Linked DNA regions of Homo sapiens: all the other regions are linked to region 3. Evidence: chromatin contacts called from ENCODE Hi-C or POLR2A ChIA-PET data. All regions are on one chromosome and are shown on one strand. The core of a region is the stretch at or near the end of the contact, and the rest is flanking DNA. Distances in the headings are between cores, read along the strand shown.

Evidence for each region. Hi-C counts contacts between places; a loop is a spot of excess contacts on that map. ChIA-PET counts read pairs that join two places held with the same protein, here RNA polymerase II (POLR2A). Pooled maps may share reads with other maps.
Region 1: a loop to region 3 is called in a pooled map, with 7 times the contacts of the local background. The contact joins two enhancer-like sites. A Hi-C loop is called at or near these places in 7 of 50 pooled maps. POLR2A ChIA-PET finds 5 or more read pairs at or near these places in 6 of 52 experiments (CD4-positive, alpha-beta T cell, WTC11, activated T-cell and 3 more).
Region 2: a pooled map shows a loop between it and region 3 (2.4-fold over the local background). The contact joins two enhancer-like sites. A Hi-C loop is called at or near these places in 5 of 50 pooled maps. POLR2A ChIA-PET finds 5 or more read pairs at or near these places in 3 of 52 experiments (CD4-positive, alpha-beta T cell, activated CD8-positive, alpha-beta memory T cell and naive thymus-derived CD8-positive, alpha-beta T cell).

The regions. Positions count from the first base shown.
Region 1 is chr2:205,074,339-205,078,629 of GRCh38, forward strand. All of the region lies in intron 4 of PARD3B (par-3 family cell polarity regulator beta), which reads left to right. Among named protein-coding and RNA genes, the nearest start is that of PARD3B, 530 kb to the left of the region's middle. Within about 2 kb of position 2,878, at least 2 of the 41 ENCODE cell types and tissues checked have a DNase peak (open chromatin) inside an H3K27ac peak, as active enhancers do.
Region 2 is chr2:204,966,270-204,970,693 of GRCh38, forward strand. The region is part of intron 3 of PARD3B (par-3 family cell polarity regulator beta); the gene reads left to right. Among named protein-coding and RNA genes, the nearest start is that of PARD3B, 420 kb to the left of the region's middle. Within about 2 kb of position 1,487, at least 4 of the 41 ENCODE cell types and tissues checked have a DNase peak (open chromatin) inside an H3K27ac peak, as active enhancers do.
Region 3 is chr2:205,023,417-205,027,869 of GRCh38, forward strand. All of the region lies in intron 3 of PARD3B (par-3 family cell polarity regulator beta), which reads left to right. Among named protein-coding and RNA genes, the nearest start is that of PARD3B, 480 kb to the left of the region's middle. Within about 2 kb of position 1,860, at least 11 of the 41 ENCODE cell types and tissues checked have a DNase peak (open chromatin) inside an H3K27ac peak, as active enhancers do.

The DNA of each region.
Region 1 (4,291 bases), core at 1,628-4,127, 52 kb after region 3:
CAATGATTTTCCACTCATTTGAACTTTTAAAAGTTGCTAATTGGTAAAGGAATCATCTAATTCTACCTTGATGGGTTTGAAAGGAGAACTTAATAGTAGTTTATGGAACGACTTCAGAAAAACTATCGTATGTCATCTATTGCCTGTTGCATTCAGAATGAACAACAACTTATCTTCATAGAAAATGGTACTACTGACTTAGTTGCTCTGCCCTCTATGTCATTCTTAGTGAAAATGCTGTGATCAGGTGAGCTCTTAGTAATCATGGCTGTCTGATGTATCAAAGAGGTTTATTAAAACTTGGAAGCAGCTGTGGCATAGTACAATGTTCTCGATCATTGTGCATCGCAAAATTTACAAATGTTGAGAGTGTGGCTTTTCTTTAGTCTGTAAATGGCAGCACCCAATGACCCAGATTCCCCTTCTATTTCACAGGCGCTCAAAAGAAAACAAAAAACAAGCTGCCAGCTTTCCAATTTAATCCTTAATAATAACAATCTTCCAAGACTCCATATTTTCCTAGGTCATTTAGACAAATGTTATTCTACATCAAAATATAATTAAATGATCCAATATCAGTTTAAATTGCATTGTTGGTGTATTGTTTCCAAATTATAATTGTTAAGTGTTCTGTAGCTCACTGAATATTTTTAAGTTTGTTGTAGTGCCCAGAGGCAAAAATTGCAATGGGTACAATTTTATAAATCAAACTCATTAATAAATAATGTTTTCATTATTACTGGAATAAAGAGAACCATATAGGATGACCTTTTAAAAACATTACTACTTACAATTTGAAATGGCTTTAAATGGAGGATTGTACATAATGTATTGTAATGAGACCATCCCTTCCAGACCTATAGGTATTTCACATCAGATTTCACAGTGAAGGAATGTTTGAGAGCTTCCCGAAAGTTAGACAATGCATTTTTATCTTATAATGTTTTCTTCCTTAAATTTAGAAGTTTTGTACTAGTAAACTTTGGTTACTTATTTGTAGATTTCTTTTCATTGCTCATGGTGAAGATAGGAATTATTGCATACAATGATTAAATTCTCCCGTATGAAAATTATGTTTACAATTAATATATAGAAAGTACAACTTAGCTCAATAACATTTTAATCCACCCTCAAAAAAGAAAAGGAAAATCCAAGATCATATATTAAGAAATATATATATGCCTATGGGAGTTTAAAATTCAACTTGTCTTCAAGAAGACAAGAAATTTTACCTCTTTTTTAGGTTGCAAAATTATTTCTATACTTCTTATTTCTTCATAAGAAATAGTTTAAAAGATGTTGACCATAGCTGCCTTACCTTTATAAGAATTTTTGCCATTCTAACAAAAAAAAAAAAAAAAGAATTTTTGATAGACATTTTTTCTGATACAATCATGAAAATATACAAGACACTCCAAAAATAACATTTTCCTTGATCTCTATGGTTAAACTTTTTTCATAAACACATACTTTTGCTTTGTATTGTACCATTCAAAGTAGGAATCAAATTTTAAACATGATGGTAATGTTCAAACTGATAAAACTAATATTCATCAAAAATAAATATTAGTACAATATCCCACAACAAAAATGAACCACTGCTTGTAATTATTTAAAGCTATGAAATTATATATTTTATATGATAAATTACAACTATTTTATAATTAACAGTGAACATCATAGTAATTAAATTCGTGCAGTATCCTGTGTCTTATGAGAACTTTCTTTTCTTTAAACTTTCAGTTTTACCTAACTTCATGATGCAGAGTGGTTCTGTTTGTAATTGCTTTGTAAAGTTCTGAAGTGCAGGTTTAGATTCACAGTGCAGGTTTAAAGCTGTCTGGTTAACTATAGTCTCAACTGGGTAATTCTTATATAACTAGATTGATGCAGCTAAGAAAATAACTAAAGTCAGTCAAAAGTATTGGTCACCAATGCTTCAAACAATCCCATTAATCTGGCTGGTGACTTCAAGGATGTCTAAAACTTCTGGATAATAACTTGTCTCTTGTTATGCTAATTACCCTTTCCACATTTAGCATCACATCTGAGGAGACTGCAGATTGAGTTCCATATCATTTCAATAAATGTTATCTTAAATGTTAACATACTTCAGGTTCAATGTATATAGTTTAGGGCTTCTCAAAGTTTGTTCCACAGATTTCTAGCTCTCTAGATTGGGGATCATCAGCCCCCAGCCATGGACTAGTACTGGTCCATGGCCTGTTAGGAGCCAGGCTGCACAGCAGGAGGTAAGCAGTAGGCAAGAAAGCACTGCCTGCGCTCAGGCTCCTGTCACATCAGTGGCAGCATTAGGTTCTCATGGAAGTGTGGATCCTATTGTGAACTGTGGATCTAGGTTGTACGCTCCTTACGAGAATCTAACTAATGCCTGATGATCAGAGGTGGAACCATTTCATCCCAAAACCATTACCCCATTTCCCCCACCCCCTTCCATGAAACTGGTCCCTGGTGCCAAAAAGATTGGGGACCACTGCTCTAGATAATCTGTGTTTCATTAAGATCTGGAAATGCTACATACTATATTCCCTCCATGAGTTCACAATATAGCAAATTAAATATTCTGAGTAAACTACTATTTCCTAAATTTATTTGACTGCAGGATCATTTTGGAAGCACCATCCACTAACATCCCATAGAAGACATTGTGAGAAATACTCACTGCGTCACAACTCATTAATAGCAACAAAGTTGCCCCTGAATCCGGTCCACCAATCACACATCGTTTGCTTCATTATCTTTGTCTATATATAGATATAAACAAATATATATATCTCTCTCAAGATTTAGATTGTCAGGTGAGTAGAGAGGGAGGGAGGGAGGAGTATTGTCATTTCTAAGAAATGTCAAAAGCCACAGGTACTTGAAAAGGCCTGAAAGATCAGGGACTTGGCTTCCTTTAGAGCCTTGAACAAATTACAGAACTTTGCTTGGTTTTGTTTTGCTTTTATCAGTTTTATTCATCAGTTGAGAGTGTCAGAAAACTTCCCTTTGAGTTCTCAAGTTTCATGGCTCAAGGCGAATTTTCTGTTTCTTTTCTGTTTTTAAGAACTTGGGTCTAGAATAAAAGATAAGTAACAATTCAGTCATACCCTTTTGCAGAACACTCTCAGTATTTGCCTGGCAGTTTCTCTTGATGCATGCGTGCTTGATTTTAGAGAAAGCCGTGAAGTTCATGCATTCTGTAGTTCTGAGAGTGATCTCTGTTACTTGAAGAAGCCAAAAATGCAGAGCCTTCTGTACCCCTCCAAATCTTATTTTTAATGAAATATTATATGATTCCAAGGAAATTTAAACCTATGCAATGATTTCTTAGAGAATAGGTGAGAGAGATGCCTGAGAGATAACAGAATAGGGACGTCTGGGATATATATATATATCCTTGGGGATTTTTTTGATTATAGAACACATGAGCATTAAGAAATAGCACTTATTTAAAAGAGACTGTTCAGTTGAATACCTGTGTTGCTACTAATCACTTCATAGCTCCTTACTTTCCTATTTAAACAACAAAAGAGAGTTGGCCATAGGAATTTTTGTGTTGAGGTGGGGAAGTTTATAAAGGAATAGAACACATAATCATTTCAATGTCTCTTTTAATGGAAAGTAGTTATTTGCATTTGTCACAAATTAAACTTACCTAATTATTAAAATGCTGCCCTTTGGTTTTTGACTTAATAATTAAGAATGACTTCATTGTGATTTTAATCCCAGAGAGTCAGTTTATGTCTGTATAACATGCATGGCTTTCCAAAAAGGTGATTTATGTAATTAAGAGTGAGATATAGTTTATTTATGAAAAGGTGCTTTTGTGTGGTTAAATGTTTAACCTGAGCTAATTAGGAGCCTTGAGAATTTTAGTTAGCAAGTTAAGGCATTCAAAACTCTGAATGGGTATTTATAATTTAGCTTTGTTCCTTTTATTAGATGTGACAGAGCAATTTAGTATTGTAGGTTCACTCAATGGCTATCGCAGCATCATTCTTCATAATTTTTATTAATTGTATGGTTTTCCTTTTATGTTTTCAGGTGAGAGTATTTCTTTTCTAAAGATAGACCAAAGACCCACTTTTTTTCCTGAGTAATTCTGTCTCTTAATGAATGCTACTTAATCCATTAGGGTTCACATAAGTATTCTATCAAGATAGAAATTTAAAGTAAATGTGACTTCATTAATTTAAACTTGTAGTATTTTGCTTAAATTCATGTAATTTTTTTAATCCATAGGGTAAGTGTGGAGATTGTCAAACATGTTAATAAAATATTTGAC
Region 2 (4,424 bases), core at 237-2,736, 58 kb before region 3:
AGCATCTGTAGTGCCCCTTTTAAAATAAACCAAATGGAAATTAATGACCTATGGTCTAAGTGGGTTTTCCTGTATCTTTTGGAACCGAGCTAGTGAAGCAGTCTGCTGGAACGTGGCTGCTGGAGGGCTTTGTGGCAGCTTCTCTTCATCTGGAGCCAGCCTTGTGGCTTCAGCAACCTTACAGCCCCATCATTCATTTGCATAATGGATGCCTTTTTATCCATTATGCAAATGGTATGAGAGGAAAATTAGGCAATAAGGGAAGACGAAAGGAGAAAATTGCTCTTGCTTATTTTAATATTCTATTTATAAGCAAGCACTGTGGTCTTCAAATGGCCGAACCTCAGAGTACTTCTGTGCCGGAGAATTTGTTTTCACCTCTCTCTTATGAGCTTTGTCAGGGAAAAAAGATTGTTTTCTTCAGCTTTTTTGTTGGAATATTGAAACAACATAATATCGAATGCAAGAAAAAAAAGTCAGCCGAGATTCCCCTTCTTTGAAAGTGTGGACTGTCTACTTCTTCCATATGATTTTTGATAAGTCAGAGAAAACAATATTTATTACATGAGTACACACCATCTAAATCCCTTACTCATAATAACTCATTTATTTAAGCCTCGTCATACTTAATTAGTCGGCTTTTATTATTTTTATCGTTTAAGAGTTGAGGAATAGGTACAGAGAAGTTTAGTAACTCAGCAGAAATCCCATAGCTATTAGGTGGCAGAGCCAGAATTTGAACTGTTGCTGGCTGTGGTGTGAGAAACCATTTTGCTGTGCTGCCTCTGACATGCAATTCCTAAAACAACCAACTAATATAACTGTCTTGGGGTTTACTTTGAGAATATATGCCAAAACCCTGAAAATACTAAACTCCTTGGTCTACAATCTCATTTCACTTAGTACCAGATTAAATGATGAGACTAGCTCACTGTTAGGTGGGAAACATTCCCTTCCAACCATTTGGCCTGAAACCTTGGCATCACCTCCAGTTCCACCGTTTCCTTCTACCTCCCCCACTCTGTCAGCTATTCAGCTTCCTTGTCCACAGCCACCACAGCAGGCCAGAGCTTTGCCATCAATTAGACTATTGCAGAGGCCTCAGACTGACCTCTTTCTTTACACTGTGTGCTTTCTCCAGTCCCTACTGTTGCCAGAGCTGCCTTTCTAAATCACAAATCTGATTATGTAATATAACTCCCCTGCTTAACGACCTTCACTGGCTTCCCATCACCCTGAGAACCATATCTAAACTCGTTAGCAAGCTGATGCAGATGGTTCCTCTGAATCAGCAGGAGAAATTTGGGCAAGGATGAATGACGTAAAAAAATCATCCCTTACCCACTTTCATGGTTCTAGCAGTTTGAGTACTTTGCATTTCTGGAACTTAAAAAGCAAAGAAAAAACATATTTGTCAGGTTTTTCAGATAGCGAAGTTAAAGAAGGAAGCAACACAGCCAGCTTTGGTCTCCACCCATTCTGTTTTCCTGTTGTTGGCTCCGGGGCAGGATGTGGCCATAGGCTGTGCACCTCCAGATGGAGAGATGTGGTTGGCAGTAGAGGCAGTATTGATGGCACTTCTGGGAGTGTGACCTGGCTGTCCTGTCTGGTCCACCCTGAAAGCCTGCTTAGGTGAAGAATGGGAGGGGCGGTGAGAGGAGTTTTGCAGCACCTGTGCCCCAGCAGTTCCTCCTAACAGGGTGCTCATGAAATGTCAGCCATTGAACCCAGGCCCTTCATCTCCCTTCCCCAGTCAGCTAGTGTAGCCATTGGAACTGGTTGTACTTTTCACAGCTCATTCACCCAACCTGGTACAAGAGAAATAGGGCTTAATTTTTTACTGGTTTTCTCACTCTTAAGGCCACTTTCTTAAGAAAATAGCAAATTTAATCTTCATTGGCTTACATTGCTTTTCTTAATTAAGCAGACACAATTCAACAAATATTAGGAATCAAGAGATTTTTGTGATTACATCACATTGAGCACCCAAAATTTATGTTTTTCTGGAATCTGATATCAAAATATACTCAGTGTTCAGTATAATTTTTATATTTCTTTTTCCAACACAAGATAACCATCAACAATATTCTGTTAAAAACCAACAACCACCTTCTCCATGTAATGCATACAGAGGTTGACTCCTCCCATTCTTTCTTTATCTTCCAGGATGTAATACTTATGCATGCATATTCATATTCCCAGGCCCTTCATGATCTAGCTGCTTCCTCTCTGCCCACCTTTATTGCTGGCCAGTCTTTCACAGTCACCTTAACTTGCAGCCACTGTGAACCACTTGCCATTCCAAATTTACCACCTTCAAACCTCTGTGCCTTTGCAGATACTGTTCTCTTTAGCTGGCTCATTCCTTTGTCTCTTTACTGTATAGTGAACTCATATGCACCTTTTAAGTTCAAGCTCAAATATGACCTTCTTCATGAAGCCTTGTCCAAATCTTTAAAACAGTACAGTAGGCTTACAGTAAGTATTATTTCTTAATTCTTCATCTAACAATCAAGGGTTACAAAGACGAACAGCAGAAATCTACTGACATAAAGGGGTTCATAGTCTCATGCCCTATAAGCTGATGGGGTATATATTTTTAATTCGTAAGATGAGTTTTAAATCAAGTGGGCAACCACATAATTCCAACCTCATTCATCTAAATTATTTCCTATCATTTATTTTCTAATGGATTTTCTAATGTAATGCTGAATGACTGAACCCTGGGGATTCAGCCCTAAGTAGCAAATCACTTTCACACTTTAAGATTCTGTGGCTCTGAAATCAGCCAAAGCATGTTACCATATAGTACAGAGATTGCTGGCCTGAGAGTTCATTTAAATGATGAGATGTGGTAACCAAAATCCCAGGCGAAATTGGAAAGAATCATATTCACATGATCTATTTGGACTTAAAAATTTATAGTTCGAGAATTTTCCAAGTCTTCTCTGTGAAACCCCATGGTTCTTCTGAGCATGTATTAGGGTTTCAATGGATGCTTGATTCTAGTTAATAAATAACATTTATTGAGCGCTTAAGTTCTAGATGCTATTTAAATTTGTTCATTCTCCATCTTTGGACAAATAGGATTGGTTATGCTAGTGTGGAAGAAAGGGTGAAGAAGTCTAGAAAGTAGCCAATAAACAGAATCCCAATGCTTATCTACCCCAAAACCTCACCTCCACTCAAAAGATGTATGCATGCCTCAGAAAAACGTTTGTGAAATGCTGACCTAGAAATATGCAGTTCCACAGAATTTTATAATTAGCAATTGTGTAGGTAATCGATATTATTTTACAAATGAGCAAATAAAAGTTAAAATTCAATGTGTACTCTGATGTTGAATAAGGAACTAGAACTGGAACCCACATTTCTTGGCTTCTAGAACAGTGCTTGTTCAGTTGCATGACTTTTTAAAAATTAATTGTAGATTTCAATTATCCATATATTTTAGGTACTATATGTGATAGCACCTCACATCCTTTTGGAATTGAGTAGAGTGTAAATTAATAAATAGATACTATGAATAGGTATAAATCAAAAGCTACTGAGAGAACAAGACCAGGAAATGGAGGTGGAGAAAATGTCTTTTAAATCCTATACATTTCAGAAATGAGTTTGCTTCTGTCTTCTTATCTTCTCATCCCGTGTGTGTGTGTGTGTGTTTGTATGTGTAGGAAAGTTCCACTAAAACCAATATACTAATGGGATCCATAGATGTGGGGTTTTTTTTAATAACGTGGATATTTTAATAGACTTTCTGATTTTTTAAGTATGTACATATAGGGCCATCTGTAAAAAAGACAAATTAGTGAGGAAAATTATTTTGAAGTTTAGGAGGGTGGGAGTCTCCCGGTCCTTCCCCTGACTAGTCCCTACACTGCCTTCATGATTAGTACCTGACCACCTACTGTTCCATAAGAGGCTTTTTGTGGCCATAGATCAAGGTTGGCCCAACCCAATCTTTGTCCCTTGAGAGTCAGTGATATGGAGCTAGTTCTAGACCCTGCAGTATTTGATCTAGCTGTGTGATCAGGATAAGTCATTTAACCTATCTCTATCAGAACCAACTTTTTCCAAACAAAAAATAAATCAGGACAAATTTGGGACACATTCTAGCAAAGTAAAAATTGAAAACCAAGGCTATCCAGGTCACTCCCTGATGTGTCACCACCATATCTCCCTGGGCCACAGTTTCCTCATCTATAAAATAAGCTGTCCTTTCTCCAATGGGCCATGATGGTTCCTTGAGTGTTTTATTAATACCAAGCTGAGTTTGAATCCAACTCCATGCCTCTGCCAATTTCCCTGCTATGGCCCCAATTAATTAGTAGTTTTTTATTTTGTACCTTTTGATAATTTTTTTCAGTACTTCTTGATTGAAATTTGCTAATTTGGGTTCAAGCTTTCATGGGAAAATATTT
Region 3 (4,453 bases), core at 610-3,109:
GGTCTCTGGGTTTGCATCTTTCTTCATGCCCACACCTTTTTTTTTTTTTTTTTTTTTGGTAAAGAAGCTACTTTTTTAAATGTATGTATTTATTTTTATTTTTAGCAGCAGTACCCCCCCACCCCCCGCCAAATCCCCCTGTTTTTTTAAACTGGGAATACCATGAGTCTGACCTTGTTCGCAGTTCCCAAGGACCCTAATTACAGAGCTCCGGCTGTAGCTGGACTCCCAATTCAATACTGCAGCCAGGAAATATTTGCTGAAAGGGGATTCTATGCAGTCATATTTCTTCTGCAACTTGAATTATATATAATTAAGAGTTTTAGGCTTTTCTCTTTTAAAGGATGCATGGATGAACTCAATCATTCAGGTGCTGAGTTAAGACTACACTGCCTTTCCTTAAAAAAACAGATGTGTATTTACTTCGGCAGCTCCAGATCTTGACTCTGGTAGCATCTACTTGATTTGCTGTTTGGGGGATAGGAGTGCAGATTTTTGAAAGAAATTGTTTGAGTTTGAATCCTGTTTCTACCATATACTAGGTGTGTGGTGAGGAGAAAATCCCTTAACTCTTGGTCTCCCTTTTCTTCACTGCTGCTATGGTGGTAATAGTCATCCCTAAGCTTTAGGATTTCTGTGAATATAAACAAACATGTAATACACTAAGAATAATGCCCAGTGCAGGGTGAGCTCTTGATATGCATTAGCTATGATCATGTATGCCTCACCATCATTTTCTTTCTTTCTTTTTTTTTTTTTTTTTTTTTTGAGATGGAGCCTCACTTCTGTCGCCCAGGCTGGAGTGCAGTGGCGCGTTCTTGGCTCTCTGCAACCTCTGCCTCCTGGGTACAAGTGATTCTCCTGCCTCAGCCTCCCAAGTAGTTGGGATTACAGGTGCACCCCCACCACACCCGGCTAATTTTTGTATTTTTAGTAGAGATGGGGTTTTGCCATGTTGGGCAAGCTGGTCTCGAACTCCACACCTCAGGTGATCCACATGCCCCAGCCTCCCAAAGTGCTGGGATTACAGGCCTCACTGTTATTTTCTGCAAGAGTTTATTCTTCCTCCAGATTGTGCCTCATACCTATTTAAATTTTTTATTCCCAAATGATAGGATTTACTAGTTGTAGTGATGTAGGTAGTGGTTATGTGGACATTTGTCCAGATATGTTGATCAACTTTTTTTGGTAGGACACTATTATTTAATTCCTTGTCATGCTAGACCAAGGTTAGAAGAAGCCAATTGATGTGGGTAATTTCCTCATAGATCTATAATACCTTCATACCATAATAATTAATGAAGCACATCATTTGTTTCCAGAGCAGATTATGCATATCTTAAACAAAAGAAATAAGTTGTATATTTCAAGCCTATAGGTAAGCACTATAACTAATGATCATGTGGTTTTCTCTGGTTGTGGAACCATAAACAGCATGCCCTCTGGCACTGTAATGATTTGTGTTCTATAATACTCAGTGTAACCATGGTTTTTATTCTGTTTGCCGTTTGGTATGTGGAAAAGCCTTCAAGAAACTGGCTTTTTGCAGGAGTGTTTACATATCATTCATGCCACCAAGAGAAGATGACCGACATTTTAGATGCAGAAGAAAGATTAAATGCATTCAGTTTAACTAGCGGCACTAAAAAGGGCTGCATCTTTGTATTGTTGCTGTTTATCTTCTTTCCAGCAGTGGAATATTGAGCTTCCCCAGGCTGTGATTCAGGTATTAATGCCGATTTTAGGTCGGGCAAGAGTGTGTTCAGTCTGCGGCACTTAGATAGCAAAGGCAAACTGCTCACGGCTATTAGTCAGGAGTTTCTGTATGCCAGTGATTGCATGCTTGTGACTCATAATCAGGGTGATTCACAGCAACCGTTAGATGGGCTTGCTGTGGCTGTGTTTTTCGTTTGGACTGCTGTCATTGCCAAAAGTGTCAGCCTTTCTCCTACAGATCTGACCGTGTGACACATGCACAGTGCCCTTTGGTTGTGCTGAATGGCTCACCACTAACATCATGGCTAAGTTTTATTATCTTGGAGGAATTGTCTCTCACAGTGAGTCCCAATTAGACAAATGAATTTTGTGTTGTTTTCTTTCTGAAGTGTTACTCTGGGATTGTTGACAGAATTTGTGCCACAGTGTTCTCTTGGGCAGTCTGAATTCCAGATTCTCTATCTTGGTTTAACTATGCTCTCACTTGAGAATCAGCAAGGAGATGTCATGTTATCTGTTTTTCTGTATACGTGGAGCTGTATCGGTGGTCTGGGTTCCTGCTGAGCAGATACATAAATAACCACACGTCTCTCTGGGTTTAATACCAGCCCGGTTCTGACATCCAAGGCTGACTCCTATTCCATGTTTTGCCCCAACCACCGAACACGATGCTCTGACCCCTCAACACACAGATGCCTTGTACCTGACCTAATAAGTTGAGTCAGCAACCTGTATTTCTGATTTGTCCATTAATTCTGTGTGTCCTGGTTGAGACCCACTTGCATTTCTGCATGCTTGCTTAACCTACGCCTGTCACAACTACCTCTGTTCCTTTTTGAACTTAACAAACATTTATACAGCCCGCGGTACGCTAGGGTCTGAGCATACAACTGGGAAAAGATAGATAGGATCTCTGTTCTCATGAAACTTCCCTTCTGGCTCTTAGAAGTTATACATGTAAACAAATGCACAAGAGTCTCTCTGATGGTAACAATGCAATGAAGAAAATGAAACAGGATAAAGGAATAGAGAGCAAGTAACTATGACAGGGCTATTCTGAGAGTAGAGGGAAAGGTGGGAGAACATTCTACGCAGAGGGACCAGCTAGTACAAAGGCACTAGGGCAGTCTGGGTGAATTTGGAAAGATAGAGAGCCAAGGAGGCCAGGGTGGCTGCAGTGTAGTGGGTGGGCAGAGAAGAGCCAGATGAGACAGAGTCAAGCCTGATATAGACAGTCTTTTTTCTATTTTATTTTAAAATATTTAATTTACAAATAAAAATTGTATAAATTATACATGTACAGGGTGATGATTTGATCTGTGCATGCATTGTGTACTTATTACCACAATCAAATCAACACATTCATCATCATCCTTAGTTACCATTTGTGCATGTGTCTATATGGTGAGGGCACTTAAAAATCTTCTGTCATCAAATTTCAGGTAAACAACACAGTATTATTAACTATATTTAATGCTGTACATGAGATCCCCAGAATTTATCCATCTTGTAACTGAAGGTTTATACCCTTTGACCAACTTCTCAACACTTCCTCCAACCCTTCATCCATGGCACCCATGATTCTACTGTCTGCTTCTATGATTTAAACTGTTTTAGATTCTGCATATGATTGAGATGAGATACTCTTTGTCTTTTGGTGTCTGGCTTATTTCGCTTAGCATAATGTCCTCCAAGTTTATCCATGATGTTGCAAATTGCAAAATGTTCTTCTTCTTATGGCTGAACGATATTCTCTTGTTTAGACACACCACATTTTCTTTATTAATTCATCAGTGGACACCGAGGTTGTTATTGTAGGTGTTATTTACACCTATCTTAGTTATTGAAGTAACGCTGTAATGAACATGAGGGTGTAGATACCTCTTTGAGATATTGATTTAAATTCCTTTGGATATATGACCAAAGGTGCAATTCCTTTGGATATATGGCTGGACCATAGGGTACTTATTAATTTACACATTTTTAATTTTTTAAGGAACCTCCATACTGTTCTCTATAATGACTGCACCAATTTCCATTCCCATCGTGCACAAGGCTTCCCTTTTCTCCACAGCCTTTCCAATAGCCAGCTGCTATCTCATCTTTCTGATAATAGCCATCCTAACAGGTATGAGGTGATATCTCATTGTGGTTTTGATTTGCATTTCTCTGATGATTAGTGATGTTGTGCACCTTTTTATATATCTGTTGGCCATTTGTATGTATTCTTTGAAAAAAATGTCTATTCATGTCCTTTGCCCATTATTAAATCTGGTTATTTGTTTTTTGATATTGAGCTGCTTGAATTTATAATATTTTTGGAGACTAATCCCTCATCAAATATACAGTTTGCAAATAATTTTTCCCAATTCATAGGTTGCCTTTTCATTTTGTGGATTTTTTTTTCCTTTGCTGTGCAGAAGCTTTTTAGTTTGGTGTAGTCCTGCTTGTTTGCCTTTGCTTTTGTTGCCTGTGCTTTTAGTGTCATATCCAAATATCATTGCCAAGATCAATGTAAAGGAGCTTTTTCACTGTGCTTTTTCCTAGGAATTTTACATTTTCAGATGTTACATTTAAGTCGTTAGTCTTTTTTGAGTTAATTTTTGTATATGAGGTAAGATAAGGGCCTAATTTCATTATATTGCATGTGTATATTTGGTTCACACAGCATCATTTATTGAAGAGACTATCCTTTCCCCATTTTGCATTCTTGGCACTCTTGTCAAAGATTAGTTGA